Regions from separate parts of the Homo sapiens genome. Here all the other regions are linked to region 1. Evidence: chromatin loops called from intact Hi-C (ENCODE). Cell type or tissue: endothelial cell of umbilical vein. All regions are shown on one strand. Links, peaks and the distances in the headings refer to the core of each region. The heading gives the core; the rest is flanking DNA.

Region 1 (10,606 bases), core at 2,604-7,603:
TTTCTATGAGTCCTTATCTTTCAGAGCTACATATTGAAATATTTAGAAATGTTTTGTCTTTGCTTGGGGCTGGAGAATATGCTTCTAATCTTACTTCTTTGGTTGTTCACAAAAAGCCATAAACCACACGGGTGTCGACATAGGGCTGCACCTATTGTGTCCAGGGGCTTATCCCAGAGCAAATGATCACAGCAAGAGTAAAAGACCAACATGAAAGCCACAGCATATTTGATAACATAATATTGAAGGAGATACTCCATTTTACTTGCACCATGTTCTATTGCTCACACAGACCAATCTTAGTGCAAGATGGAGACTACAAAGAGGTGTCAATACCAGGAGGCAAAGATTGTTGACGGACATCTCAGAGGGTATAAGAATTCGTAAGACAAAACTGTTAGGAATTGTTGAAGCTGGGTGGTAAATACAAGAGGGTTCATTACATTATTATCTCTATTTTTGTATACATTTGAAATTTTCCATAATAAAAAGTCTTCTAAAACTTTTTTTTTTTAAAAAAGGTTATCAGTCCAGAGATAGAGTGAAGATATAAAAAGGCTACTCAGTGGTAGTAGTGACTCTGCGCTACCTCCTAGGCAGCCCAGTCCCACAGAGACCCAGCAGTTGGCCAGAAGGACTGTGTATTGGCAGCTTTCACAAAAGTGGACTTCGTCAAGTCTGAAGAGTCTTCAAGTGTGAAACTTGGTGCACAAGCATTTGTATCACACCATTTCAACACTATTCCTAATATCATAAAGCTGTTCAATGTCCAAAAACTGGTGACTTACAATGCACTTAAAAGGCACTCATTAATAAAAGTATCTTCAAAAACCACATAAAGACAAAAAGACATAAATATTTAATAAAATGTGTTAAGAGTGGTGATATACTTAGGGGGGTTATTAAAATGACAAAAACAATTCTACCAGAAACAATAATAGTTGATTGAGGCTCTTGAAGTAAATGTAAGGTTGTTTATAATACAGGCATCATTTTAACTGTAGACTGTGGAGAGTCTATAGTTTTCTTCAACAATGTTTAAATTTTCAGGAAAGCAAATGGTTTGTGAAAAATCTTTACAAATTAAGCTTCTCTTGACTGATCTCCACTTAATCAACTTGCCAGATAAAGAGATACTCTTCATCTCCTTGGTTTAATTTTTACATGCACAATATTCAACAGTTACCTTATTATGACTTATTCATGGCTAAGCCATGTAGTAGTAAACTATGATTACTTTTGTTTTCTCTGAACAATTTTTTTAAAGTTTTCCCTGAAGGTAATGCTCATTTAATTTTTTTCTTACTATGGTTTTCTATGTATTTCAATCCCAAACTTCCTATCAATTGTCTAAATCTACTCTAGACATTCAGCCATATCAGGTGTAACTTCAATGGTATCTTTTTGAAGTCTCTTCTGGAATTTTCTCACTGGCTCCATCTGGGCTGGTCGCCTCTGCCTGTGCAACTCTCACTCAGGCTCTCCCTTCATCACCTTCTGGTCATTCTCACCATTTCTTACACAAGCTGAATCTCCTGTTTTTTACATTCTATGTCTCTCTTGTCCTTGGTTTATTTAAAACCAAGGTTTTAAATGGTAGCGTCCTATCTCTAGTAACTTCCTGAGAATGGATGCTTGGGAGTTCAATGTTTTGAGATCTTGCATGTCCAAAAATATCCTTATTTAACCTGTGCACTTTATTGCAAGTTTGGCTGAATATAAGATTTTAGATTGGAAATTATTTTCCTTTAGAATTTTGCTCCTTTGTTTCTAGAGTTGCTGAGAAGTCTGAAGGCATTCTGATTAATAACCTTTTGATTGTGACCTTCTTTCGCCTCTTAAGAAACCTGTAAAAGGTCTTTTTTCCCCCCTGGGGGTTGAAATCCTCAGTGTTCTGAAAGTCACAATGTCTTGGAGTACAGTCTATTTTCATCTATTGTCCCAAAAAGTTGGTGGGCTCTTTCAATTTGAAAATTTGTGCAGTTCAGTTATGGAAAATTTTGTGGATAAATTTTCTCTTCCCTATTTTTAAAATTCTTTTTGAGACTCCTATTATTAAAATATTGGATTTCTTGATTGTTATTTCAATGTTCATATAATTTTACTGTTGTCCATCTCTTTGGTGCATTTTTCTTTATTTTCAAAAGCTCTTTCTGGTTCTCTCAGTGTATCTTTTGAATAATATCCTATTCTCATTTTATGGTTGTAATATATTCTCTATTTTGTTGAGGTTATTAGTTATTTCTCTTTATGTGTTCTACCTTAATAGTTTTTGTTTCCTCAAAGTTGCTTTTCTCTGTTTGTTGAGGGTTTCCTGAGATGTCTAGTATTCCTTGCTTACCTATTTGTTATTAAGAATGGAAGACCAAGAGGCTGAATATGAGGCCTAAACACATGAGTAGGACTCAATGACTATGAGTTTCCATAAGGGTGATCAGGCTGTGCCATTAAGTTGGAAACTTTCCCAAGTCAATCAGCACTAAAGTGCAATTTGTTGGAAATTCAGCACATACTTTTCATTCATATACTATCAGGACCACACTAGGTACTTACCCTTCTCTCTAGGCCTATCCAATTCTGATGAGAAAGATCTTCCAGTCTCTTCTCTGGAGGAGGCAAGCTTGGCTGCCAGCATCAATGAGAGCAAGGAGTTTAGGGGGCCTCAGCACAGAATGTACATGTTCACTTACTCTACCTATTTTCTGTATAGTTTGCTTGCTTTTAACTGGGCCTATGGTACTCTAGTACCTTGTATTACCTTCTTCTTATGGAGCAACTAGACATCTAACTAATATATTGCTGATAGGAGTGTAAATTGGTATAAACATTTTGGGAAAATATTTGGTAGCACATGCTAATGCTATATAAATGCATAACCTATTCCTTTCTCTAGTACATAGCATACGGTAATGGGCACTTAAGTCCTCCAAAAGACATGAACAAGAATGTCACAATAGCTTTATTTATAGGGGTCAAAAAGTAGAAATAATCCAAAGGTCTATCAATGTATAAATAAACAATGGCATATTCATATTACAAATCACTATTTGCAGTAGAAAAGAATAAAATTCTGATACATGCAACAATATGAATCTTAAAGGCACAAAAAATGGTGTGGATCCATCATAAAAAGTTCAAAAAGAGACAAAACTAATCTATGTTTAGAGAGGTCAATATAACGGCTGCCTCTGGGGATGTAAGTAATGACTACAAAAAACATAAGGAGACTTTCAGGGGTGATGGGATCATTCTATGTCTTGATTTGGCTGATGGTTACACAGGTGTATACATAGCAAAAAATTCAGTGAGCTGTATACTTACGACTGTGTATTTCACTGTTTCAAGTTACATACAACTTAAATCTTTTTGTAAAAAGTTGAGTATGTGAGTATTTTGGTAATAATAAAGTTTAAAATCCCCTTCTAATCCATTAAGATAAATAATTATCTTCCAATGCCTGAAATACATAGTGCTAATAATCAGTAGAAGCTTGAGATATTATTTCTATCAGCATTTAATTATTTTCTAAGTGGGGTAAGTAGTAACATAGTGATATAACATTTGCCTTAAGAACAATCAGCACTCAAGTGCAATTTACTGAAAATTCAGAATATACTTTTCATTCACATACTATCAGGACCACAGTAAGTACTTACCCTTCTAACCTAACATCTGGTAAAGATCTGTTGAGTGCAATCATCTCACTTGCCATTAAATTGAACTGATTGATTTTAAACATCTCTTTCATCTTTTCTTGATCCTCTTTAGGAATGACGACTGGTTTCCCCATTTCTCCAGGACCTTCATGAGGCTTTTGTACTGGCTCTAGAACTAAGAATAGGAAGAAACTTAACTAACATTAATTTCATAGCAATTGATTGATTCATGATTCTATTTAATAACATTTGTGTTTGAACTGTGCCCTCAACAACCAGAACCCTTTCTGAGCCCACCCTCTCCTAGGCTGTTAACCCTTTCAAGGGGCTGTCTTGTCCTCTACCTCCACACCAGTGTCCTGACTCAAGACTTCGTCACCTTGCCCCACTCACCTGAGTCACTGCATGGTGTTGGCTCCCAACTCAAAAACTACTGCCACACTGATCTCCTTAAAGTGCAGCCTTCATTGTTATTCTTATGGCCTCCTAGAGTCCAACCTCTGTAATGGGGAATTGAACCTAATTTTCCAAAACTATCACCTGCTAGACCTTTTCCTCCCATCCCACAGTACTTCATCTTGCAGTCAAACAGCCACCCACTGCCTTCCTTCCAACGTGCCTCACATTCTCCTGCTTCCATGCCTTTGCTCACATCCCCTCACGGCTTCCATCGCTGCAACACCAAATCCCTATTTGCCTTCCCATGCCCAACTAAAATGGCTTCTCTTCCCTGTAGCTTTTCTGAATCTCTCTATAGTGGTTATTTACTAGTCTTGACTATCACATTATTTCATTCAGGGTTCTTATGTCTCTAACCAATTGCTATCTCTCATTATAATGATTGTCAAACCTGTCTTATGTACCCCTCCCATTAGAACAAGAATTCTCATCAAAAGTAATGTTATCTCTTGATACAGACATAAAAAGAGCAATGTGCCTGATCAGCACTTCCCAAACTTTCTTCCTTATGTTTTTGAGACGTTAATAAATGTCCAAGAAAAACAGGTTCTGGGATATATTAAATTTGGAAGGTGCTATGTTAAACTTCTCATCTATAAGGGATGGCTAAAGAATGAGGTGAGGTCAAAAATGGGATGAAAATATATTTTATGCATTACTTATTTTAAAATCTAAAGTTTTATTCTCTTGTAGATTGTTTTTTAGGCATCCTCAAAACATTTCTAAACAAAAAATAGTGGCATCAAGGCAGCAGAAAAGCCATCTCTCTTCAGTCAGGCTTCATCTGTACAAGAACAGGACGAGCTGGTAAAGCTGACTTTAGGGTGATTGTTTCAGCCAGTGGTACAAAGCCACCTACCAATACCAGAGCTGCAGGATATGAAACTATTCACTGTGTCCTCAACCACGTCCAGAATTTAAAAATAGATTTCAGAAAATGATGATGAAAAAAGTGTGCATTAGTTTTCCCCTGTTCTCAGGATAAATTGGGATTTTATGTGGAACATTAAAATAGTAGAAAATTACTTTAAAAATTATAGGAAACTCAAGTAACATAGTTTTTAAAAACAAGTCCTGCCTAATGTTTGCCCAGTAAGTAAGCTCCTTAAATATGAGAGTTGGTAGAGTTTTTAAAAATTCTCAATGACAAAAATCATCAACAAGTGTAGTAAAAACTATAAGTACAGAAGTGTAATACTCCATATAAAATCAGCCTTTAAAGCTTTAAAAATCAAATACTGTTAAACTCGTATAGTCATTTCTACTTGCCAGTCTCTGAAAGTAAAGAACAACCAACAGATTTTGAGATTGGTACATCAGTGGTCAAAAGGAACCGGCAGAGTTCTGAAGGTGACAAAAATCTTTTGTGGATGGCACAGATAACATAAAGAGTAGGTGGGAGACATCTAGTGGCCCTGATTATAAATATCCTTCTGTTACCCATGCTCTATTTTAGTATAAAATGCTTTATAGAAAAATCAAAATAGAAACGTTTTCATGCTGCTCAGTTTTTAAATGAAGAGTATTAACATATACATATACCATCTGTGTTTTTACTAGGGGGAAAAAGATCCTCAACCTGATCAAGCCTCTAGACCTAATTTACAGGAAATATACGGGACAAAGGGACATGGCATGCACCATTAAAGGGATGCAAATCCAGACTGCAGGAAACTGGAAAAGAGAAATACCTCAATTTCTTCTTCAACAACAAACAAAACAGGTCTGAGGGAGACAAAGAGAAAGAGGTATCCATGCCACAAAACTAGCCATGAGTTGACAACTCTTGAAGCCAGATGATGGATACATGAGAGTTTAATTTTTTTTTTTTGATTTTTTTTTTTAAGACAGAGTCTCGCTCTGTCACCCAAACTAGAGTGCAGTGGTGCAATCTTGGCTCACTGCAACCTTTGTCTCCCAGATTCAAGCGAATTGTCCTGTCTCAGCCTCTCCAGTAGCTGGTATTACAGACACGCGCCACCATATCTGGCTAATTTTTGTATTTTCAGTAGAAATGGGGTTTCACCATGTTGGCCAGGCTGGTCTTGAACTTCTGACCTCAGGTGATCTGCCCACCTTGGCCTCCCAAAGTGCTGGGATTACAGGTGTGAGCCACCGCTCCCAGCCATGATTTTCTATTCTCTCTACTTTTGTTTCTGTTTGAGAATTTCCATGGTGGAGGGGGGCATTAAGGAGGACTGGAGAAATTATTACTATAAATACTACAAAATATAAACTTAATTGCTTATTACACATGAAATTATATAACCAGAAGCTTAAAGTTGGTTTTGAGATCTTAAAGAATCAGGCAAAAATGTACAGCATATACAATCCTGCTGATGCACTATTTTGCACATTTCATCACCTGATATTTATTAATCTGAAAATCTAACATAGTGCCTGCATTATGTACTCTAACCTACTGTTACATATGAAATTTCAGAGCCACATTTAAAATTATCATTAATCAAAAGTTACATGTCTACTGAATGATTTAGAGAATGCACCACAATACTCTAATTATTAATAAGAAAATACAATATCCTACAGAATTAAATGGACTATTAAACTAATTTTCTTGGCAAACGAGTTTGGATGAAATGCATGTGGTTAGTGAATATATGTTACTATTAATGCATTTATAGCATTAGAAAGCAACTAAAAAGATGGTAAGTATAAACTTTCCATGTTCTCTACTGCCAGTCTTCTATGTGTATTAAAAGTAGGTTCTGTGAAAATTTTATTAGAAAGAAACTGAAATGAGTTTGGATGTCATTTCATGAACTAAAGAAAATATCTTTGCATAAAATTCTACATGCAGCTCATTTCTAAGAATCAAATCACTTTGACAAGGGAGGGACAAAGGTGTTATTCCAAAGTATTATGTGAGAACAAACATATTTTATTATATACTTCAGTTAAGTTTCATTTACATGACACTGTAGATAAGTATCATGTTTTAGAAAAGGTAATTACCAAGAAAACTACAGGTTCACTCTGAAAGCCCCCAAATAAGATTAACATACACAAACCACTGGCATGCCTTTGAATACACTTTAAGGATATTTTTCAAATTTCTTATGTGTGTTTCTCTCAGGAAAGTAGACTAAAGTTATATGACTTCTTTTTGGGGTAAATATACTAATAAAAGGCTAAAATCATTTCTCCCAAACTATTTTCTGATCTTACTACACAATTAACATTTTTACTGTCCTTATGCACTATATTCACTATTTCAAAATGTTTCCTACTATATTTTAACATTTCTGAAATTGGAATGTGGCTCACAATGGTAACTGGAATGTTATCACTTTTACGGTGGTATACAGAATATTCTATAAACAAAGGTATGTAAGATGCAATAAAATGCAGTACACTATCTGATTTTTTAAACATCAAAATATCATCTATACCTTAACTCACTGGTAACTTTCTGCTACTTCAACATCCTTGTCAATTTCCAATTTCATGTTCAATTTACCTGCGCTGCATATATAAAAATCAACACTTAAAAATTTGTTATAAAGTTATTATAGCCTTTACTAGTAATATTTTAAAGTTTTTTATCATTGTAAGTTTTTTCCATAAACCATGTTCTCCAAGGCTTCCTAATGTTCAACAGTTGAAATAATTCCAGCATAAGTACATGAAAAGTTAAATCATTAATATTTTAATGATCTGAAAATGCAGTACTGACATGAAGAATCAATTACTACTTGAAACTGCATCTTTAAAAATACTGAACACTCTATATAACACCCAAATCCATAAAGTGGATAAATGGGCTAATTCTGGAAAGCAGAAGAGTGTAAAAATATTCCTAGGCCATAACCCCCACTACCCGTATTCTTTCAAGGGAGCCCAATCTAACTCTAGCAGCAGCAGAACTCTGCTATTTTCAGATAGCCTCAGGTATAAAATACAAGTATAGACTTAAGAGAACGACTCAGAAAAAACAAACCCCTCTGGAGTCACCAAAGACTCACTATTCCTTGAAGCAGGCAAGTAACAAGTAAATAGAAGAATCTTAGAAAACTCTTAAGTACAGCATATCAACAACAATGTTACAGGAAGTCTTCAGCATTATCACAATGACATCAATCCATTCTATTCAAACCTAGGAAAACTTTTTTCACAGCAGAGACAGTAAAATTTGCTAAATTTCACCGAAATCAGAGCTGTAAAGCAGAACGTTCAGAAATTAGGTACTTCCAATATGAAAAAGTCACTCTGGAGTGTAATACTGCTCAATGCTTTTTGTTGTTTTGTTTTGGTTGTTTGTTTTAAAACAAAGATCCAGGAGGCCCTATGTGTTCTATTAAGAGAGACTTTGATGCCAGGCACAGCAGCTCACTCCTGTAATCCCAGCACTTTGGGAGGCTGAAACAGGCAGATCACCTGAGGTCAGGAGTTTGAGACCAGCCTGGTCAACATGGTGAAACTCCGTCTCTACTAAAAATACAAAAATTAGCTGGGCATGGTGGCGGGTGCCTGTAATCCCAGCAACTCGGGAGGCTGGGACAGGAGAATCGCTTGAACCCAGGAGACGGAGGTTGCAGTGAGCTGAGATCACGCCATTGCACTCCAGCCTGGGTGACAGAGTAAGACTCTGTCTTTAAAAAAAAAAAAAAAAAGAGAAACTTTGAGGTCACATAATGTACATGCTAATTCCACTAGAAAGTTGGCATCCTTGGTGCCATTACCCATTCCCTCTCCCTGATCCTCTTTAGTAAACATCTCTTCAAATGCACCACAGAAATTTGTCACTAGCAGAACCTTAACAACCTCTGGGCTCTGAAAAGACTTAAGACCTCTCAGCACCTACTGCACTGAAACTTCATATCAAAGCAGATTTTTCAAACTGTTGCTTATTAGCATCAACTGTGCTCTTCCCCTAATCATTTCTTCCCTTAAGACTACCAGGGACCTCAAAGATTATCTCCCCTTAGCTATGTACTTCCCCTCCAGCCTACGGCTCAGCCCTTCCCTCACGCTTGGAGGTCCTTCTCAGTCTGTCCCCTGAACACCCTGACACCCCCAGGCTGTTGTAAAGCCTCTCCACTGTCTGGTCTCCACAATACACAGGCTCCATCTACAGACTTAACTGAAGTCTAGCTCTCCTCCAGAGTCCATTTAACCTCACAACTGTTTCTGGGAGAATGATTCGTTCTCCTTTCCTCCAGAGGCAAGGAGGCCATCTCATACCTCCGTTACTTTCAGACTTTTGCTCCTTTAGCTTGTACTTTTGTACAAAACCCAGTCTTTTTCTTTGAAACTTATGCCACTAGTGGTTGTCAAAACTATAATAACCTGTGGATGCTCTTTGAGGAGAATCCTTTTCACGTTTCTGATACCCCACTGTCTCATCTGCTGAGAATTTGTTCTTTCAAGTATTCCTCCTTTCCCCTATAGTTTAAACCTCTTCCTGAACATACATAAATAATAATAAATACATAGAAAACCAACTTCGGCTCCATTTCTCTCTTGTAACTACCGTATACTACATGCTTCCCTTCATGCTGAAGCTTCCTAAAGAACAGCCACATCCCTACTGTTTCTCCAGTATATTGAATCCAGAATCCACTGACTTCCACAGTTACCATTCCCTGAAATGACACTTGCCAGGGTCACAAGAAGCCCCATACCAAACTATCAGAAACACTTTATTTTAGGTAAAACCTCTGAGCAAATGCCACCCTTGGCTGGGCTTCTATGACCTACTCCTTGGGGCTTTTCATTCCACTCTGACTTCCTGGGAAGCCTTCTCTTCCTTCAGTGACCCTCCAGGAGGGGCTCTCCAACAGGGAGTCTGTGTCTTCCAACTCTACACATACCATGCACAGCCTCAGGTACAGAAAAGACTTAAACTACCATCTATTTTCTCCATCTCGACCATTCTCTACTGCAGAACATCGCTACCAGTTCCTCAAAGTTAAATATTCCAAACTCAGGTTGGGTGCGGTTGTTCACACCTGTAATCCCAGCCCTTTGGGAGGCTGAGGCAGGTGGATCACCTGAGGTCAGGAGTTCGAGAACAACCTGGCAACATGGTGAAACCCCATCTCTGCTAAAATACAAAAATTAACTGGGTGTGGTGGCGTGCGCCTGTAACTGCAGGTACTCAAGAGGCTGAGGCAGGAGAATTGCTTGAATTCAGGAGGCAGAGGCAGCAGTGAGCCGAGATTGTGCCACTGCACTCCAGCCTTGGTGACAGAGCGACATTCCATCTCATTCATGAATAAATAAATAAGAAAAATGAAAAAAAAAATTCCAAACTCAACTTCATGCATCCACCTTTTCATCAAAGCTGCTCCTCTTCTAAGGAGCATCAATTCGTCCAACCATGGAGACATGAAAGCCACCTTAGACTTTTCTCTTTCTCTTATTCCCTACATTCGATGGCCCCCCAGGTTATGTAAACTCCACTACTTAAATGCTTTTCATACATATTTATTTCCTCTCCATCTCCAGTGTCATTTTAGTGTCTGTTC
Region 2 (10,606 bases), core at 3,365-8,364, 95 kb before region 1:
AATGTGTGGGAGTCTAAGTCTCTTTGTAGGTCACTCAGGACTTGCTTTATGAATCTGGGTGCTCCTGTATTGGGTGCATATATATTTAGGATAGTTAGCTCTTCTTTTTGAATTGATCCCTTTACCATTATGTAATGGCCTCCTTTGTCTCTTTTGATCTCTGTTGGTTTAAAGTCTGTTTTATCAGAGACTAGGATTGCAACCCCTGCCTTTTTTTGTTTTCCATTTGCTTGGTAGATCTTCCTCCATCCTTTTATTTTGAGCCTATGTGTGTCTCTGCATGTGAGATGGGTTTCCTGAATACAGCACACTGATGGGTCTTGACTCTTTATCCAATTTGCCAGTCTGTGTCTTTTAATTGGAGCATTTAGTCCATTTACATTTAAGGTTAATATTGTTATGTGTGAATTTGATCCTGTCATTATGATGTTAGCTGGTTATTTTGCTCATTAGTTGATGCAGTTTCTTCCTAGTCTCGATGGTCTTTACATTTTGGCATGATTTTGCAGCGGCCGGTACTTGTTGTTCCTTTCCATGTTTAGTGCTTCCTTCAGGAGCTCTTTTAGGGCAGGCCTGGTGGTGACAAAATCTCTTAGCATTTGCTTGTCTGTGAAGGATTTTATTTCTCCTTCACTTATGAAGCTTAGTTTGGCTGGATATGAAATTCTGGCTTGAAAATTCTTTAAGCACGTTGAATATTGGCCCCCACTCTCTTCTGGGTTGTAGAGTTTCTGCTGAGAGATCCGCTGTTAGTCTGATGGGCTTCCCTTTGTGGGTAACCTGACCTTTCTCTCTGGCTGCCCTTAAAATTTTTTCCTTCATTTCAACTTTGGTGAATCTGACAATTATGTGTCTTGGAGTTGTTCTTCTCAAGGAGTATCCTGAATCTGAATGTTGGCCTGCCTTGCTAGATTGGGGAAGTTCTCCTGGATAATATCCTGCAGAGTGTTTTCCAACTTGGTTCCATTCTCCCCATCACTTTCAGGTACACCAATCAGACGTAGATTTGGTCTTTTTACATAGTCCCATATTTCTTGGAGGCTTTGTTCATTTCTTTTTATTCTTTTTTCTCTAAACTTCCCTTCTCGCTTCATTTCATTCATTTGATCTTCCATCACTGATACCCTTTCTTCCAGTTGATTGCATCAGCTCATGAGGCTTCTGCATTCTTCACGTAGTTCTCGAGCCTTGGCTTTCAGCTCCATCAGCTCCTTTAAGCACTTCTCTGTATTGGTTATTCTAGTTATACATTCGTCTAAATTTTTTTCAAAGTTTTTAACTTCTTTGCCTTTGGTTTGAACTTCCTCCTGTAGCTTGTAGTTTGATTGTCTGAAGCCTTCTCTCAACTCGTCAAAGTCATTCTTTGTCCAGCTTTGTTCCATTGCTGGTGAGGAGCTGCGTTCCTTTGGAGGAGGAGAGGTGCTCTGCTTTTTAGAGTTGCCAGTTTTTCTGCTCTATTTTTTCCCCATCTTTGTGGTTTTATCTACTTTTGGTCTTTGATGATGGTGATGTACAGATGGGTTTTTGGTGTGGATGTCCTTTCTGTTTGTTAGTTTTCCTTGTAACAGACAGGACCCTCAGCTGCAGGTCTGTTGGAGTTTGCTAGAGGTCCACTCCAGACCCTGTTTGCCTGGGTATCAGGCAACCACGAATGCTGCTGTCTGATTGTTCCTCTGGAAATTTTGTCTCAGAGGAGTACCCGGCCGTGTGAAGTGTCAGTCTGCCGCTACTGGGGGTGCCTCCCAGTTAGGCTGCTCAGGGGTCAGGGGTCAGGGACCCACTTGAGGAGGCAGTCTGCCTGTTCTCAGATCTCCAGCTGCATTCTGGAAGAACCACTGCTCTCTTCAAAGCTGTCAGACAGGGACATTTAAGTCTGCAGAGGTTACCGCTGTCTTTTTGTTTGTCTGTGCCCTGCCCCCAGAGGTGGAGCCTACAGAGGCAGGCAGGCCTCCTTGAGCTGTGGTGGGCTCCACCCAGTTCGAGCTTCCCCACTGCTTTGTTTACCTAAGCAAGCCTGGGCAATGGTGGGCGCCCCTCCCCTAGCCTCGGGGCCGCCTTGCAGTTTGATCTCAGACTGCTATGCTAGCAATCAGCGAGACTCCGTGGGCGTAGGTCCCTCCGAGCCAGGTGTGGGATATAATCTCCTGGTGCACCGTTATTTAAGCCCGTTGGAAAAGCGCAGTATTTGGGTGGAAGTGACCCGATTTTCCAGGTGCCGTCTGTCACCCCTTTCTTTGACTAGGAAAGGGAACTCCCTGACCCCTTGCGCTTCCGGAGTGAGGCAATGCCTCGCCCTGCTTTGGCTCGTGCAACGGTGCGCTGCACCCACTGACCTGTGCCCACTGTCTGGCACTCCCTAGTGAGATGAACCCGGTACCTCAGATGGAAATGCAGAAATCACCCATCTTCTGCGTTGCTCACGCTGGGAGCTGTAGACCGGAGCTGTTCCTATTCGGCCATCTTGGCTCCTCCCCCCCTTCAATTTCCTTAATACACTGTTGTTTATTATTTCCTTCCTCCTGTTCACTTTGGGTTTATTTTGCTCTTTTCCTCCCTAGTCTCTTATGGCAGAAGCTTAAATTGTTGTTTTGATACATTTCTTGTTTTGTAATACAATCATTTAATGCAGCAAATTCCCTTCCCACTTTAGCTACATCCCACAAGTTTTGATATGTTACATAGTTATTTTCTTTCATTTCAATATATTTTCTGATTTCCCTTTTTTAAGTGTGTGGTTTGCTTTCTTATTGTTTAGAAATTTTCCTGTTATCCTTCTCTTATTGATTTCTAGTTTAATTCCATTATAGTCAGAAAACATACTTTGTATGATTTCAGTGCTTTTAAATTTAAGGTTGGATATGTTATTCACAATATGGCCTATCTTTGTAAATGTTCCATGTGCATTTGAAAAGAATGTGTAGTCTGCTGTTGTAGTGTGTAGTGTTCTGTAAATATGACTTAATTCAAGTTAGTTGATAGTGTTCCATTCTATCCTTGCCACTATTTCTATATATTACATAGAAAGGAGTGTTGCAATCTCCAAGTATTATTGTCAGCATGTCTACTCCTTTTATATTCTGACAATTTTTGTTTTCTGCATTTTGAAGCTCTATTCTCAAGTGCTCATACATTTAGAATTGTTGTGCTTTCCTGGTGATGAATTGATTTTTCTTTTTTTTTTAAAAAAAGTGTATTGAGGTAAAATATACATGTATAATTCACCATCTTTACCATTTTAAGTGTAAAATTCTGTGGTGATAAATAATTTACATTATTTTTCCCCTTCATTCCCCCTTCCCCTCTCCCCTCCCCCCTCCCCCCTCCCCAGCCTCTGGTAACCACCTATCTACTCTTCATCTCCATGAGATCTCTTCTTTGGCTCCCACAAGTGAGGACATGCAGTGTTTGTCTTTCTATGCTTTGCTTATTTCACTTAACATAATGGCCTCCAGTTCCATCCATGTTGTTGCAAATGGCAAGATTTCACTCTTTTTATGGATGAATAATATTCCATTGTGTATAGGTACATATTCTTTATCCATTCATCCATTAGTGGGCACTTAGGTTGATTCTGTATTCTGGATTTTGTAAATAGTGCTGCAATAAACATTAGAAGGCAGACATCTCTTTGATACATTGACCTCCTTTCTTTTGGATATATACCCTATAGTGGAATTGCTGAATCATGTGATAGTTCTATTTTTGGTTTTTTGAGGAAACTCTATACTGATCTCCATAGTGGCTGTGCTAATTTACATTCCCACCAACAGTGTACAAGGGTTCCCCTTTCTCCACATCCTTGTCAACATCTGTTATTGCCTGCCTTTTTGGTACAAGCTATTTTAAACAAGGTGAGATAATACCTCGTTGTGGTTTTGATTTGCACTTTCCTGATAATTAGTGATGTTGAACATTTTTTCATATACTTGTTGGCCATTTGTATATCTTCTTTTGAGAAATGTCAGTTCAGATCTTTTGCCGATTTTTATTTATTTTTAAATTTTTAATACTTTTTACTCTTTTAAAATATTTTTTTAACTGACACAGGGTCTTGTTCTTTTTTCACCCAGGCTGGAGTGCAGTGGCATCATCACTACTCACTGCAGCCTCAACCTTCTGGGCTCAAATGATCCACTACAGCTTCCCAAGGAGCTGGGAATACAGGTGCATGATGCCACTGCACCCAGCTACTTTTTTTTTTTTTTTTTTCAAGAGGTAGGGTCTTACTATGTTGCCTAGGCTGATCTTAAACTCCTGGGCTCAAGCTATCCTCTCGCCTTGGCCTCCCAAAATGCTAGGATTATAGGTGTAAGCCACAGTGCCCAGACACCCATTTTAAAATCAGATTATTTGTTTTATGCTATTGAGTTGTTTGAACTCTTTATATATTCTGGTTATTACTCTCTTGGCAGAGGGACAGTTTGCAAATATTTTTTTCCCATTTTGTAGGTTGCCTGTTCACCTTGTTTCATTTGCTGTGCAGAAGCTTTTTAACTTGATGTAATCTCCGTTGTCTATTTTTGCTTTGATTGCCTGGAGCTTTTCCTCAATGTTTTCTTCTAGTAGTTTCATAGTTTCAGGTTTTAGTCCTTTTAAATCTTTAATCCTTTTTGATTTGATTTTTGTGTATAGTGAGAGATAGGGATCTGGTTTCATTCTTCTGCATTTAGTTGTTCAGTTTTCTCAGCACCATTTATTGAAAAGACTGTCCTTTCCCTATTGCATATTCTGGGATCTTTTGTCAAAGATGAGTTGGTTATAAATGTGTGGATTTATATTTGGGTTCTCTATTATGTTCTATTGTTCTATGTGTCTGTTGTTATGCCAGTACCAGTGAATTAACTTTTCTACCAATATGTAATATCCCTTTTTAACCCTGGTAGTTTTCTTTGTTCTGAAGTCTACTTTGATATTAACATAGTAGTTTTGTTTCAGTTGGGGTCTTCAATGTGCAGTTTTTTTTTTTTTTTCCATAGTTTTTCTTTTTAACCTACCTATACTATAATATTTGAGGAGAGTTTCTTATAGAGAGCATGTACTTGAGTCATTTTTATAAAATTCATTCTGTCAATCTCTATCTTTTAATTGGTGTGTTTATGTCATTTACATGTAATGTAATTATTGATATGTTTGGATTCAGGTCTTCTAATTATTATTTATTTTCTACTTTTTTCTGTATTTTTAGTTCACCTTTTTTTTTTTCCTTTGTTTGGTTTACTTAAACTTCTTTTTTAGTATTCTAGTTTAAGTTATCTAGTGTGTGTGTTATTGGGTTTTTTTTTTCTTCTTCTTTTTTTGAGATGGAGTCTCTCTCTGTCACCCAGGCTGGAGTGCAGTGGTGCAATCTAGGCTCACTGCAACCCCTGCCTCCCAGGTTCAAGCAATTCTCCCACTTCAGCCTCCCAAGTAGCTGGGACTACAGGCATGCACCACCATGCCCAGCTAATTTTTGTATTTTTAGTAGAAACAGGGTTTCACCATGTTGGCCAGGGTGGTCTCAAACTCTTGACCTCAAGTGATCCACCTTCCTCAGCCTCCCAAAGTGTTGAGATTACAGGTGTGAGCCACCACTCCCGGCCTCTAGTGGGTTTTTGGCATTAACTCTTGGTGTAATTTTTCAGTGTTCTAAGGATTACAATATACATATTTGACTTTTTGTAGTCTATTTAGAATCGATATTTCACCATTTCAAGTGGAATATCAGAATCTTACCACCATATGGATCTCCTTACCTTCCTCCTCTTTTTGTTGTAATTGTCTCATGTATTACAGCTACATACTTTGAAACTTTTTAAAATGGTGTTAAAAATTTTTGCTTTTAATTGTCTTACATATTTTAAAGAACTCAACAAGAGAAGAATAACCTATTATACTTATCCAGATATTTGCCATTTCTGTTCTTGTTCATTTCTAATGTTCCACATTTCCTTCTGGTATCATTTTTTCTTCCCCTCTTACCTACCTAAACAATACCTGGTGGCCCAGCAGAGACAAAGAATCACAGCAAGAGAAAGAGAAATCAATTTAATTAAAGATTTAATGGCTGCAGGACTACTCAGAGGCAGTTCCTAGTATAACAGCGCCACCTGCTGGAAGAGAAGCCAAATAAACTTTTTTTTTGTTCCAAGGCAGCTGTGACCAAGCTCTTGCTGGAACTGAATGCCTGACGCGAGGATGCTTTGTGACTCTTTGGCCTGCCATCCCCATTTTGGGGTGTATCAACTCACTCAATGACTAAAAAAGTGAGAAGAGCCTAAGAGATCTCTCCGTTTAAAAGGAAATGGAGTATTCAAGAGCCAGTTGGCCTCTCCTTAGCAGCATCTTGGCAGCAATCCCTTTAGCGGAAACATTATCACCAACCATGCCCCCTAAAGCAAAGCTGCTGTAGGTGTTCAGCCTCAGCACCATCTCCATAAAACAATAAGTGAACATGATCACTCTGCTCAGTGGGCAGAACTCACTGCAGTCCTAATGCCCTCGCCAGTGCTTCCCGCAAAGAAATTTGCTACATGTTAACTAACTCTTACCTGGCACCAATGGCCTGGCCGTCTGCTCTGCTGCTGGGAAGACTCTAGACTGGAAGGTTACAGACATCCCTCTTTGGAGCAGCAAACTGGAAACAAATCGAGGCCGCTGATGGGCAGCTGGTGTCACAGATGTGGATGCCCTTGGTAAGGATTCTCTGACGAGACTGACTGGAATCAAACTGCTTGATAGATCCCTACCCGAATCCACATCCACGTTTTGGGGTGCCTTGAGCCCAGGCAGGGGAATCTCAGAGGAACAAGAGTGGTAAACTCACTGCTGGTGCTGAGATACTTCAGGCTTTGGTTTTCTTCCAAATGCATCTGCTGCTATTTACTTTTCCGAGTCTTCAGATGGCTGCTCCATGCGTGCCGCCCAGGGTTACAGCTGCCTTCGGTGGGATAGACAGGTCAGGATATGCTTGTTCCATCTCATCCAGAACTGGAACCAAGGGGAGGATTTTAGCAGGTGGAGAGGAGGCAAAAGGGCATTTCCAGGAGAACAGCAGCACTAGGCAAAGCACAAAGCTGAGAACATAGGACAGGCTCTGGGGGCAAGAATAGTTCATCTGGCTGGGTCCTGAGTGCGCAAGGAGAGCAGCAGGTGAGAAATCTGACAGAAGGGCTTGGCCTTAGCATGGGGCCTCAGGAAAGGAGAGTGGGCTTTGCTGGACAGCGTCCCCGGGAGTCACGGAGAGGATCCAAGCTGAGAAGTAGCTATGGCAGAGCTGTACTACGGGGCCTACACGTTGTCCCTCCACCTGGAACTCTTTGTTCTGCTCTTCCCCCAGCCAACTCTTTCTCATCCTTCAGGTTTCAGTGTAAGTCTCTTTCCTCAGGGAAGCCTACCTGACCTCTCACCACCTGCTCAGCTCAGACCGTGGCTCCCATAGAATACTAGATTTTTCCTTCGTGGTCCTTATCATGTTGTCAATTGTTTACTTAGTCATTTGCAATGATTTGTTTCACATCCATTTTCCCTGCCAGCCTGTGAGCATATTTCTTGTTTATTGCTAAGGGCATTTGATCAGCAAACTTGCAGGAAGAATGTGCTCTCTGCCCACCAGGGCATTAGGTGCCAACATTCCCAAGGACGAAGTATGTGACCTTTCCCCATGTTGTTAGCTTGTTGCCTGCACAGACCCTACATCCCAGTGTTCCTGGTCTAGCTGACAGGGGTTGTGTGTGGAGTGGAGGGAGAAGGGGCGGGTGGCAGAAAGACTGGGTCAGAATCCACTATAGTAGGCAAAGGAGTTGCCGGCCATGCTGTAACCAGGGCCTGAGGGGTGAGGCTACACTCAAGAGTGAAGCAAACACCACCCAGACTTTTTTGAGATCCTGGATATTGGGGAGCCCCAAAACAGGACCTTCTGACATTTGCCCACCTCCTGCAGGCTGCAGCGAGCCAGGCTGCCCAGTCTTCCTCTGGCAACTCAGAGGTACCATCACACTGGTGAGAGGAAGGGAACTGAGTGCCTCTTGAGCCAGGACAGAGCTGGGGCTTCAAGTTACTATTTCCAACGCTATTAGCACATGTGATGAGGGCCTAGGGGGTGCAAGGCTCACTCTGGGGTCACTGACTTGGGGATATGGCAGGGCCAGGACAGGGACTCCAGGTCTGTCTGCTTTGAAGCCCCGCTGAACTCCAGCAGGCCCCATGCCCCTCAGGAACCACCTTGGGGAGGGGGATCTGAATTCAGGGGCCACCTCAGCCAGCTCCTTCATCATCCTCTGTCTTCCACACCTGGAGCTCGTTTATGCCAGGGCCTTGGAAGAAGATAATGCAGGATGAGGACACAGCGTGCAAACCACCCGGCTGTGTCCCACACAGCCTCCTCCTGCCTCTTCACCTGTCTTGCATCCGCCTACAAGTCTAGTCGGTTCTGTTTGGTTTTTGCCTGATAGACCTTCAATGTCTGGCAATGTCTGTCAGTAATTACAGCCCACAATTCCCTAGCAAATTTATTTAGGAATGAATTATTTCACAGACTTCAATAACAGTAAATTGCTTATTCCTAGTGGGTTCTGAGGCATTCAGAGATGGGCTATACAAAGCCATGCTGATCCTCACTGTGGGAACCCTAGGTTCTTTCCAAGCGTCCCCCATCCTCTCCCACTCATCAGGAGCTATGGGCCTCCGTCAGGGTGTGGCCCCCAGCTGGCCAGGCCACAGACTGACCAAATCCTGTTGGATCATTTCAGCTGGAGATTCTTGAGGGGAAAATGTGTGATTTAATGGAAAACTATGAATTGTTTAGATCACACCCTGTAGGGGTATCTCACTGTGTGCTGTTTTACAAATCTATAAGTTGTAAATGACTGACAGCAAACAAAATAAGTCTTGCCTATGGACATGCAAATAAATTCTCTCTGGTGAAGGGATGACCCTGCCAATGTGGAGAAACCAGTTTGGGATCCACTTGTAAGTTCATTTTAATATTCCTGATATATAAATGTGTCTATTCTTTGGATTCTCCCTTGAACATGTTGAAACATCCTATAGGTTTCTGCCAGGCAAGTTGTCAGAGCCCTGGCAGTGGAGAGTGATTGGCTCACATATGGGAAAAGAATGTACCGACAGCAGAATAGGTTTGAAGAGGAAAGTTTTATTAAACAGAAAGAACACTGCAGCAGAGTATAGCAGGGCGCTTCAGCTAGACAAGACTGAGCGTGCCAAGGTGGATTTTCCTTAGGGGTATTTATGGACCTTAAAGTGGGAGCTTAAGGGTAATTTGGACCATATTAGCCATGTAGGTAATTTGGTGCCTTGATGTCGGCAAGTGTTGCACAATGAGTTTCAACATACATGCATTCCGGAGATGCATTAGAAATCCTAGTTACTTATACATGTTTTAGAAAGAAGCCTGGTGTCAGATTATGGCTTTAGAAAATAGGAAAGTCTAATTACTTCTGAGTTCCTTAAATAAAGAGTTTTGCCTCCAGATGGTCTGCTTGATGGACACCAGGTGACTTTGCTATCCTCACTTTCCTCACTAATAATGAGTTGAATAAAGTCTTTAACAATATTGATTTTATAACTGCCTTAGAATCATAATTTTACTTTTTGTTGAAAAGTATCCTTTAACACAAACTTAAGCAACCCCAGAGTTTCTGATGCATTGAGTCTGGGGTGGAGCCCAAGAACATGATGTCTAACAAGCCCATGGCTCAGGCTTTGAGGACTCTGTGTCATCTGAGGGTGTTCTTGAGGGTGGCAAGGGCTCTGCTGTGACAGGACATTGTCCTGGGTTAATGGGGTGTCTAACCCCCGGGACCCACAGAGTGTCTCCCAGATGCTGAAAGAAACTCTGTTCTGCAGCCAATGGAGGGGCTGGAGATGGGAGAATTGGGATCACAGAGCCAATGTCCCTTCCCCAATGCCCAGTGTGCAAGTTGGCCCAGGCTGTGTGCTTTCAAGCCATGCAACTATTGCTGATGAACTTAAGGCTGGGCCTTTCTGAGGTGGACATGAAGCCCAGGAAGGGTAGGTGAGCTGGGGCTGCAGCCTCATCACTTTCCCTGGACACCCTTGCTCTTTAACTCAGCAAGTGTGCAGCTCCAAGCAGCCCTCCCTTGAGCAAAGGGACATGTCATGTCACAGACTGGTTTTCGTGACTCTGCAGGACCTGGGACCCTCTGCAAGTGACAGAGAGGTGTCGCTGGGGGACTCTAATCCTGAAATTGCCTTTGCAAAAATTTTAACAGTGAGAAAACTATGACAGTGAAGGAGATGTGATCTAACCAACTTCTATCTTGCCTTTAACCTTCAAAGAGCCCTGAGTCATTTCTAGGCATAGGCCAAGCTAACTTTGGGAGACATTTATAGTTTAAATGATAATAGCCCTTCCCCAAAACTAAACCTAAAGCTAATGAAAGGCCACCAGATTAGGAGGATGTGAGGATCCTGAATTCTTCTAAGGTGTAGACATTAGCCATTGCAGCCATTATTCCGGAGGTCACAAGATTTGCAACTCCCACAATTACTCCCGCAGATAACATCACTATTGTAGAACGTAAGATTGGCTTTTTGATATGTCTTTTCAGGTTTTTGCATCTCTGACCCCCACTGACTCCCACCAAGC
Region 3 (10,606 bases), core at 3,272-8,271, 290 kb before region 1:
AGGCCAAGGTGAGTGGTCACCTGAGTTCAGGAGTTCAAGACAAGCCTGGCCAAAATGGTGAAACCCCATCTCTACTAAAAATACAAAATTATCCTGGTGTGGTAGTGCATGCCTGTAGTCCCAGCTACTTGGGAGGGTGACGCAGAATTGCTTGAACCTAGGAGGTGGAGTTTGCAGTGAGCCAAGATTGCACCAGTGCACTCCAGCCTGGGCAACAGAGCAAGACTCCATCTCAAAATAATAATATAATAATAATAATTTCCAGAGTTTGGTGAAAGACATAAACCTACAGATTCAAGAACCTTAGCGAGCCCCAAAAGGATAAACAAAAGAAATTTGTGCCCAGAAACATCATAATCCAATTACTAGAAACTACAGACAAAGAACAATTTTGAAGGCAGCCCGAGGAAGCCTATGCATTACCTGTAAGGGGGATGAAGATTTAAATGACTGTGTTTGTTATCAGAAACCATGGAGGCAAGAAAGAAGTGACACATTTTTAAAGTGCTAAAAGAAAAGAACTGTCAATGCAGAATTCTATGTCCAGTGAAAATATATTTTGTGAATGAAGATGACATGGAGACATTCTCAGATAAAAGAAAATTATTTTTGGTGAATGTGTCATGTGCAGTTAGTTGCCAGTAAACCTGTTCAATTAATAAAGGAAGTTTTTCAGATAGAAAGGAAATGATACCAGAAAGAAACTTGGAATATCAGGAATGAAGGAAGAGTAACAGATGATAAAATTCTGGTAATATAATAACTATTCTTCTCCTGAGATGTTTAAAGTATATTTGACAGTTGAAAGCACAAATTATAGCATTACCTTATAAGATTTTAATGCATATAGATGTAATATGTAGATACCATAACATAAAAGGGGAGGGTGAATGAGTTAACATAGTGGTAAGATTTCCACCTTCCAGTTGGAGTGGTAAAATATTGATTCCAGATAGATTGTGACACTGTTCTGTATACTGTAATCCCTAGAGAAGGCATTTAAAAACCTATACCAAGAGATATAGTCAAAATCACAGTAGAAAATTAAAATGAAATTAAATAAAATTAAATAAATTATATATGTATAATTTATAAATAATAAAATAAAATGAAAATGAAAATGAAATACTAAAAAATGCTCACTTAACTAAAAACAATGCTGGAAAGGGAAAATTAGGGATAAAAAGCAAAAGGAACAGACAGGAAACAAATAATAACATGATATACCTAATTCCTGTTATTGGTAAATTTTGTTTTGTATCTTTTCTTCTTGATTAGTCTTGTGTGAAACTTCAATTTTATTAATCTTTTAAAAGACTTGCTTTTTGCTTTGTTAATTTTCTCTATTGTTTTTCTATTTTCAATTTTATCAATTTCTACATGGATCTTTATTCTTTCTTTCCTTCTACTTACTTTGTGTTTAGTTTGCTCTGCTTTTCCTGGGCTCTTAAAGTGGAATTTGGCTCATTGATTTTAAGACTCTCTCCCTTTCTAATATAATTTTTAAAGCTGCACATTGACCTCTAAACACTGGTATAGTTGCAGCACCTAAACTTTAGTCTGCTACTTTTTATTATCATTCAGTTTGAAATATTTTCTAACCCAGATATCTTATTTGACCCATATATTACTTAGAAGTGTGTAGTTTAATTTCTAAATATCTGTGGCTTTTCTAGATATATTTATTGATCTCTATTTTAATTCCTTTATGGTTAAAGAACATACACTGTAAGATTTCAATCTTTTGAAGTATACTGAGAGATATTTTATGGCCAATTTTGGTCTCTTTTAGTGAACGTACCATGTGCAATTGGAAAGAATGTATATTCTGCTATCATTGGGTATAGTGTTCTATAAATGTCAATTATGTTTAGATGGCCTATAGTAGAGTTTAGCAAACTCTTCCCATGAAGGGCCAGATAATAGACAGTTCAAGCTTTGTGAGCCATATGATCTCTTTTGCATCTCAATTCTGCAAAAGCTGCTATAAACAACCATAGACAATACATAAATGAATAGGGGTGGCTGTTTTCTAATTTTTTTTTTGAGACGGAGTCTTGCTGTCTTGCCCAGGCTGGAGTGCAGTGACACGATCTTGGCTCACTGCAACCTCCGCCTCCTGGGTTCAAGCAATTCTCCTGCCTCAGCCTCCTGAGTAGCTGGGATTACAGGTGCGTGCCACCACACCCAGCTAATTTTTGTATTTTTAGTAGAGACAGCATTTCACCATGTTGTTCAGGCTGGTCTCAAACTCCTGACCTCATGATCCACCTGCCTTGGCCTCCCAAAGTGCTGAGATTACAGGTGTGAGCCACCACGCCCAGCCTAAAATTTTATTTTTGAGATTTGTCTCATATACCATAATTCAACAATCCCTGATCTATAGTGCTTTTAAAAGATATTGTATATATTTACTGGGTTTTTTTTTTTGGTCTAGTTATTCTATCACTTTTCAAGAGCAGGGTATCAAAATCTTTCATTACGAGTATGGATTTGTTTATTTCTCTCTTTAGTTCTGCTAATTTTGCTTGTTATTTTTAAACTCTGATTTTAGTTGCATAAACATATAGTCACTTCAGATTTCTTTTATTATTAAAAACACATAACACTACTCACAAAGATTAAGAATAAAAAATTGTATTTTAAAAATACATAACATTAAATTTATTATACTAACCATTTTTAGCTGTATAGTTCAGTAGTGTTAAGTTTATTCACATTGTTGTCCAACAGTTCTCTAATACTTTTTCATCTTGCAAAAATGAAACTCAACACCTGTTAAACACTAATTCCTCCTCTCCTCCCCCCAGCCTTTGGCAACCACCTTTCTACTTTCTGTTTCTATGATTTTTGACCACTTTAGATACTTCAAATGAGTGGAATCATACAGTATTTGTCCTTTAGTGACTGGCTTATTTCACTTAGCATAATATTCTCAAGTTTCGTCCATAGTGTAGTGACAACAGGATTTTCTACTATTTTTTTTTTTTTTTGAGACAGAGTCTCACTCTATCACCCATGCTGGAGTGGAGTTGCGATTCTCCTGCCTCAGCCTCCCGAGTTGCTGGGACTACAGGTGCACGCCACCGCGCCCAGCTAATTTTTTTTTTGTATTTTTTGTGGAGATGAGGTTTCGCCGTGTTGACCAGGCTGCTCTCAAACTCCTGACCTCAGGCCATCCACCTGCCTTGGCCTCCCAAAGTGCTGGGATTACAGGCATGAGTCACCGTGCCCGGCTGGATTTTTTACTTTTTAAAGGCTACATAACATTCCACTGTATGTGTACCACATTTTCTTTAGCCATTGATCTGTTGATGGACATTTGGGTTGCTTCCACCTCTTGCATATTTTGAATAATGCTGCAATGGACAAATGGATATGTAAATATCACTTTGAGATCCTGCTTTGACGTTTTTTGGATACATACCCAGAAGTGGGGTTTGCTGGGTCATGTGGTAATTCTATTTTCAATTTTTGGAGAAACCTCTATACTGTTTTCCGTAATGGCTGCAGCATTTTACATTCCCACCAGCAGTGCACAAGGGTTCCAATTTTTCCACACCCTTGCCAACACTTGTTATTTTCTGTTCTTTTGATGATGGCGCTTCTTGTGGGTATGCAGTGATATCTCATTGTGATTTTGACTTGCATTTCTTTTATGATTAGTGATGTTGATTATCTTTTTGTATGCTTGTTGGCCACCTCAGGTTTCTTATTCTTTCTTTTTACACAGTGTATCCTTTTCTATTCTTTTACTTTCAACCTATTTATGTTTTTGCAGTTAAGAGTCATCTTTTGTGGATAATATACAACCAGGTCTTGTTTTTGGTTTGTTTTAAATCCAGTCTGACAATCTCTGTCTTTTTATTAGCATGTTTAGTGTATTTATGTTTAATATAGTCCTTTTATTTATTTATTTTGAAGACAGAGTCTTGCTCTATCCCCCAGGTGGGAGTGCAGTGGCATGATCTTGGCTCACTGCAACCTCCCCCTCCTGGGTTCAAGTGGTTCTCCTGCCTCAGCCTCTCGAGCATCTGGGATTACAGGTGTGTGCCACCACGCCCGGCTACTTTTTGTATTTTTAGTGGAGATGATGTTTCACCATGTTGGCCAGGCTGGTCTCGAACTCCTGGCCTCAAGTGATCCACGTGCCTTGGCCTCCCAAAGTGTTAGGATTACAGGCATGAGCCACTGTGCCTGGCCTAATTTTTTGTATTTTTGGTAGAGACGGGTTTTCACCATGTTGGCCAGGCTGGTTTTGAACTCCTGAGCTCAATCGATCCACCCACCCCGGCCTCCCAAAGTGCTGGGATTACAGGTCACCACACCTGGCTATATTTAATATAGTTATTGATGTTAAGCTGCGACATATTTGAGGGATCAGAGGGTAGATTCTGGTAGGCAGCTTAATGGCTACCTGAGGATGTCCACGTCCTATTCCCTGGCACCTATGAATACGTTACCTTACATGGCAAAAGAGATTTTGCAGATGTGATTAAGGTTACTGACTTAAAATGGGGAAGATTATCCTATCCTGGATAATCTAGGTGGGCCCAATCTAATCACACAAATCCTTAAAAGGGGAGAACTTTTCCAGGCTGGGTCAGAGAGATGAGATGGGAGGAAGAGGACAGATTTGAAGTGTGAGAGGAACTTGACTGATAGTTCCCGGCTTTGGTTTTGAAGATGGAGGAAGGAGGTCCCAAGCCAAGGAATGCAGCATGGGCCTCTAGAAGCTGGAATGACCCTCACCTCACGGCCAGCAAGAAATCAGGGAACTCAGTCTTACCCGAGTGAGCAGGAAATCGATTCTCCTCTGCAGCCTCTATAGAGAACACAGCCTGTCAACACCCTGATTTTGGCCCAATGAGCCCTGTACCTCCAGAAGTGTAACGTAATAAATTTGTGTTGTTTTAAGCTATTAAGCTGTGGTTAATTTGTTATGGCGCCAAGAGAAAACTAACATGACACATACTTCTCTATATATTCTTCCCTTCTAGAATTACCTCTTCCCAATTTTCCTTTTTTTTTTTTTTTTTTTTAGACAAGGTCTCCCTCTGTCACCCAGGCTGGAGTGCAGTGGCACTATCTTGGCTCACTGCAGCCTCCACCTCCTGGGTTCCAGCAATTCTCATGCCTCAGCCTCCCGAGTAGCTGGGATTACAGGTATCTGCCACCATGCCCAGCTAATTTTTTGTGTTTTTAGTAGACAGGATTTCGCCATGTTGGCCAGGCTGGTCTCGAACTCCCGGCCTCAGGTGATCTGCCCACCTCGGCCTCCCAAAGTGCTGGGATTACAAGTGTGAGCCACCACTCCTGGCCCCAATTTTCCAATTCTACTAGTCTCAAACTCTGTTTTCTGTCCACTTCAAGTCAATCAAGCGATGGCTCTCTGCAGCTGGAGCTGCTCACTGATTGGGGGTTGCCCTCATGTCAAAAGCCATAAACTCACAAATCCCAACAATTTTCATTCATTTTTCAAGGGTGGTTTTCCTACAGTTTCTGCCTTCTTTTGATCAATCTCTAATACCTTCACACATTATTTTAAAAATGCTTTGCTCAGATTGTATAATTTTTATTTTATTTTATTTATTTTTTTTGAGACAGAGTCTTACTCTGTCGCCCAGGTGGTGCACCACCTCGCCCACCTAATTTTTTTCTCTTGTTTGGTATTTCTAGTAGAGACGGGGTTTCACCATGTTGACCAGACTAGTCTCAAACTCTTGACCTTAAGTGATTCGCCTGCCTTGGCCTTCCTAAGTGCTGGGATTACAGGAGTAAGCCACGGAGCCCAGCCAGATTGTATAACTTTTATCTGCAAGAAGATTAGTCCACCGTTACCAAAAGCTGGAACCTCATTATACTCTTCTGCCTACTTTCACGTTTGCAATTTTCCATAATTTAAAAAGAGAAAAAAAATTTTAAACGCTCTAGTGGGATGTTTTAATTTTACTTATTCTCATTAATCTGAAGCCTAAAAATGAGTTGCTATCTCTTAATGTGACAGTTGAAATAAAAGAAACGGAATAAAAGGGGGAGTTTTCGAAGCCTTTGATGGGGGAGGAAAGACCCCAAGCTTCTCTCCTTAGAGGGAAGGAATCCTTACTTACAGGTTAGTTCCACCACGTGCAGTTCCTCACAGTGACCAGCAGGGGGAAAAAGTAGTTTTGCGTTTCCGATGGATCCCTGCGCCCCGCTGCCAATTCCCCAAGCAAAGGGAAGCGAGGGGAGAGCGCGGAGCCCCCGATTAGCGTTCGGAGGAACTGGCCTAGAGGGGCCACTCGGAGCGCAAAGGCCCCGCGAAATAGAATATCTATACGCCCAGCAACCCTCCCTTTCGAGGCGCACGGAATAAGTTGGCTGGAACTCTCCGCTGACCGCTCCGCCTGGGACTCAGGGTTGCAGCCGCACAGAGCTTCCTCCGGGGCGCCCAGGGCGGCGCGAGCAGGAGGGGGACCCAGTGTGGCCGCGCCCGGGAACTCGGGGGACCAGGTGAGGCTGCGCCCGGGTCCCAGTGGGATCCAGATGAGCGTACGCCCAAGCCCGCGGGGGACCAGGTGAGCCCGCGCCCGGGTCTGAGTGGGATCCAGGTGAGCCAGCGTCCAGCGTCTCCAGGGTCTGGGGCAGGGTCGTCGGGCTTAGGACTCAAGCAGTCAGCGGGCAGAATGGGTTGGCGTGGAGAGCCAGACGCGCTCAGGATCCAGGCGATGGGCCTGGGCATAGCCGTGTCTGCAAGGGCTGTCGTCAGGGGATCGTCGAGAGGACCTGCTTCTACCTAGTGGATTCACAGTACTACCCATAAAAATAAACCCTGCTAATGAGACGGTGTGTGGGAAGGGGGTGGGAGCATGGTCATTTTATTAGAGCTGAGCATTAATAATTTCCTTGAGGACCTTGGGCAAACTCTTTGTTTTGAAGCCAGTGGAGGCCTGGGTCAGTGTCCCTGAGTTCTGAGTTAACTGCGTGGACAAATGATGAGAAACAGCCATCACTTTAGGGATGTTTTAAGAGAAAGTCGGTGTGTGCTGAAACAGTGAGTTAGAGAGACTGGGAACAGAAAGCAAAGACCAGAAAGACAAGAAGCAAACATATGGGAAGTCAAAAAAGGAAATTGCCTGGAAATAAAGCCAGATGGGTCTGGCAGGAGTGCTGTCTTGGTTGACATCTGTGGGACATGACCCTGGACAGATCACTGGAGTCAGAGGAGGTCATTAATTAAGAATCCGCTGGTTATCCTTGGTGTTTTAAGGTTACCACGGTAGAAATAGAAACGTGTGCAGCACATAGTCAACAAGTTTTGGCAAATGACCAAATAAGATACAAACATTTAATTGGATTAGGAGATCAGTTGCAAAGTGTTGTGTTTCTATGCCATGATGAACATTCAGAGTGGAATCTCTAGAAAAATGCTTTGTGTAAATGATTAGACTGTAGGGCTAAGGTGTTGCAAAACAGTACAGTAAGTTATTTACTCTTTTTTTTTTTTGAGACGGAGCCTCACTCTGTTGCCCAGGCTGGAGGGTAGTGGCTTGATCTCGGCTCACTGCAACCTCCGCCTCCCGGGTTCAAGCAGTAAATTATTTACTTTTAGTCTCAATAATACTGTGTGTATCAGTAATAATCTAATTACATTTATTTCAAGAAGGTGTCCATTTGTTTTAGACAGGTAATTACTAGTTTAAAATAGATGGGAATATAAAACATTCCGATAATTTGAAATATAGGCTAAAGTCAAGTAAAACATTTGCAAAACCATACATGAAAATGGTAAAATAAGAGCAGACCAAGTTCAGCTAGTTTTCAAAAAAATATAGAATGCCACTCTTTCCCCTGTTCTTGTACTTGAGGGTTGAGGAGCTGTTTGTTGTTGCAGGCTCACACCTGTGTGTCCGAGTCAGGCCTGCAAAACCTGTGTGTCCCACTTCTCAATTTACCCAGTTCTGGGGTCCTTCTCTGCACACCTGTGAAAAGACATCTTATTCTTGTGGTTTAAAACTTGCCGGCCGGGCGCGGTGGCTTATGCCTGTAATCCCAGCGCTTTGGGAGCCCGAGGCGGGTGGATCACGAGGTCAAGAGATTGAGACCATCCTGGCCAACATGGTGAAACCCCGTCTCTACTAAAAATACAAAAATTAACTGGGCGTGGTGGCACATACCTGTAATCCCATCTACTTGGGAGGCTGAGGTAGGAGAATCACTTGAACCCGGGAGGCAGAGGTTGCAGTGAGTCGAGATCGTGCAGTTGCACTCCAGCCTGGGTGACAAGAGCCAAACTCCGTCTCAAAAAAAACCCAACCAACCAGCCAAACAAACAAAAACTTGCCTATACTGCTTGGTGTTTTAAAAAATTTGGAAGGGGGAGGAAAAGACAGGTTATTCTTCCATGAATCAGACACAGCAACTGAACCTCAATTGTTGGGGAGGGATTGATTGCTGAATGAAAAAACTAGGTGGGAGGCAGGAGGGGGTGGATATGATGACCTCATTTGAACTTTGCATGCTATTTCTTCTTAAACGGTGAGGAGTTTAGAAAAAGTACTCAAGCTTAGTTTTGGCGGAAAGGCATTAATAGTATTTTCTCAAGCAGTGTTTGTACAGAATTATTAAGGAGCCCCCTAACATTTTCTCATAAGCCCCCAGGAACGGATTCCTTGTACCTCAGAGGCAAGGTACTTGCCAATAAGCCTTTAGCTTGAGGCTTGCTGTAATATATTTTATAAGACTGTAATGGAACTTAGCAATTTAATCAGAGTATGTGCTTCTCGTTATATTCTTAAAAAATACAACGCATCAGCAAATGTTGCATTATGGGCTATGAAATTCCTTCTGTTAGTTGTTCACATTTTAGCCTGTGCCCACTGTGTTTTGTATGATGGACAAACCAAATAATCATTATGTAAGTAAGGTAGAGCTTTATATTTTTTCCAATGTGTAAACACTCTGTAAATAGGCAGTCCTTGGTGGGTGTGGCAGCTCCCCTAGCTCATCAGGAACCTGGACTCCTCTCTTTCTTCTCTGCTATCCTCAGTGTGTAGTTCTCATCTTTCAGGCTGCCTGGTGGTTGCAAGATGACTGCTGAAGTTCTAGTCATGACACTCATGTTCTAGGCAGGAAGTAGGAAGAAAGGGAGAAGGTAGCTGAATACAATTTAACAACTTCCATTTAAATTTTGTGGTAGAATGTCTGCAAAGATGGCTGCCAATAATTTTTGTAGGCTTAAGTCATTTTTTCCTGTCAAGAGGTATAGTCTGTTTCTCTTCTCCTTTAGTCAGGGCTGGCCCTATGACTTGCTTTGACCAATAGAATGTATTGGAAGGCCTTGCTAGGCTTTGCTGCTTCTGTTTACCCTCTTGGGATCCAGCTGCCATGTAAAGAAGCTTAGACTAGAATATATATATATATATATCTGGAATACAATGGTGTGAACACAGCTTACTGCAGCCTCAACCTCCCAGGCTCAGGTGATCCTCCCACCTCAGCTTCGATAGTAGCTGGGACTACAGGTGCACTTTACCATACTCAGCTAATTTTTTGTAGAGACAGGGTTTCGCCATTTTGCCCAGGTTGGTCTTGAACTCCTTGGCTCAAGTGATCCACCCACCTCGGCCTCCCAAAGTGCTGGGATTACAGGTGTGAGCCACCACAGCTGGCCCAGAGTAAACTATTGAATAATGAACAACTATGTGAAGAGAGGCCTAGCCAGTCCCCAGCTATTCCAAGTACCCCAGTTGAGGCATAAGTCACGTGTATGAAGCCATCTTGAGTGTACCAGTCCCAGTCAAACTCCACTTGATACCATGTGGGATGCAAGAACCACCCAGTTGAGCCCTGTCAACTTATAGAAATGATCAGAAATAGTAAATCATTGCTGAATTGTGCCGAAACACAATTAATTGGCTCTCCGCCTCCAAATACCAGATGGTCAAGAAGTGAAGTTCATTAATTGGGCTCTTTGCCATACTAGACATGTTATGAGTTTTTTACTACAGAGGAAGGGGATGGCTGTCTGGGATGGGGAGGAGTGATAACAGTTGGCCACAGTCACTAATCACAAGATGGCATCTTGGGACAGAAAAGGCATCTCTGGGACCCCAGAAGCAGGGTCCTGTGGGATTGTTACTCTCATGCTTTGGCATTAATGGGACTGGGCCACCCACAGAGGCTGTGCTTTTGTGTCCTGCCTCTGCCCTTCCTCTGCTCTGAAGCTTGCTGCCTCACAGTTTCTGTGCCTGGGTGACCTCAGGCCCCACTCTGTGCACACTGTGAGCTCCCAGCTCCTGGCTGCTGCCAGGTAGCCTAACTCCTGTTCTCAGAGAGGAAGTCGAATTGTATCGCTCCAATGTCCAGTGAGGTCACGCAAAGGTCATCTCTGGTTTCTGGATTGGCTGCACAGCCCTTATCCAGTCAGTTCTGGTAGGAGAGGGACATGGCTTCATGAGGGTTTTGCCAATAACTAGGGTTGTGGGAAGCACAGGCTCTCTTGGGGACACCATGCGTGTGGCAACTAATGTTCTCTTCCAGTTTTTTGAGCAGGAATGAGGCAGGGGAGGAAGACTGTGTGACATGGTGGATTTGCCTTGAGCTCCAGAAGAACTGGATCAAGTTC

What was found. Peaks named below come from ENCODE experiments on the same cell type or tissue, not always from the same donor. Only the 100,000 strongest peaks of a DNase experiment are listed, where the experiment ranks them.
Region 2: it touches region 1 in a loop (12-fold over the local background); 5 of 110 quality-filtered maps call a loop at or near these places.
Region 3: it touches region 1 in a loop (8-fold over the local background); 6 of 110 quality-filtered maps call a loop at or near these places.

What each region holds. Positions count from the first base shown.
Region 1 is chr18:35,656,853-35,667,458 of GRCh38, reverse strand. GALNT1 (polypeptide N-acetylgalactosaminyltransferase 1) reads right to left here. Exons shown (of 12, transcript NM_020474.4): 3 at 3,657-3,831. LOC105372065 (a long non-coding RNA gene) reads left to right here. Exons shown (of 2, transcript XR_935378.4): 2 at 522-836. Among named protein-coding and RNA genes, the nearest start is that of MIR3975, 70 kb to the right of the region's middle. In endothelial cell of umbilical vein, for the core only: no CTCF peak of the experiment used is centred there; a DNase peak (open chromatin) is centred at 5,498.
Region 2 is chr18:35,752,178-35,762,783 of GRCh38, reverse strand. No RefSeq gene overlaps it. Among named protein-coding and RNA genes, the nearest start is that of MIR187, 150 kb to the left of the region's middle. RefSeq lists an enhancer at 5,945-6,239. In endothelial cell of umbilical vein, for the core only: a CTCF peak has its summit at 6,083 (motif pointing left); a DNase peak (open chromatin) is centred at 6,083; H3K27me3 peaks cover 287 bases.
Region 3 is chr18:35,946,118-35,956,723 of GRCh38, reverse strand. LOC105372066 (a long non-coding RNA gene) reads left to right here. Exons shown (of 4, transcript NR_188032.1): 3 at 3,925-4,046; 4 at 4,687-4,921. Among named protein-coding and RNA genes, the nearest start is that of MIR3929, 17 kb to the right of the region's middle. In endothelial cell of umbilical vein, for the core only: a CTCF peak has its summit at 6,142 (motif pointing right); a DNase peak (open chromatin) is centred at 6,193; H3K4me3 peaks cover 578 bases.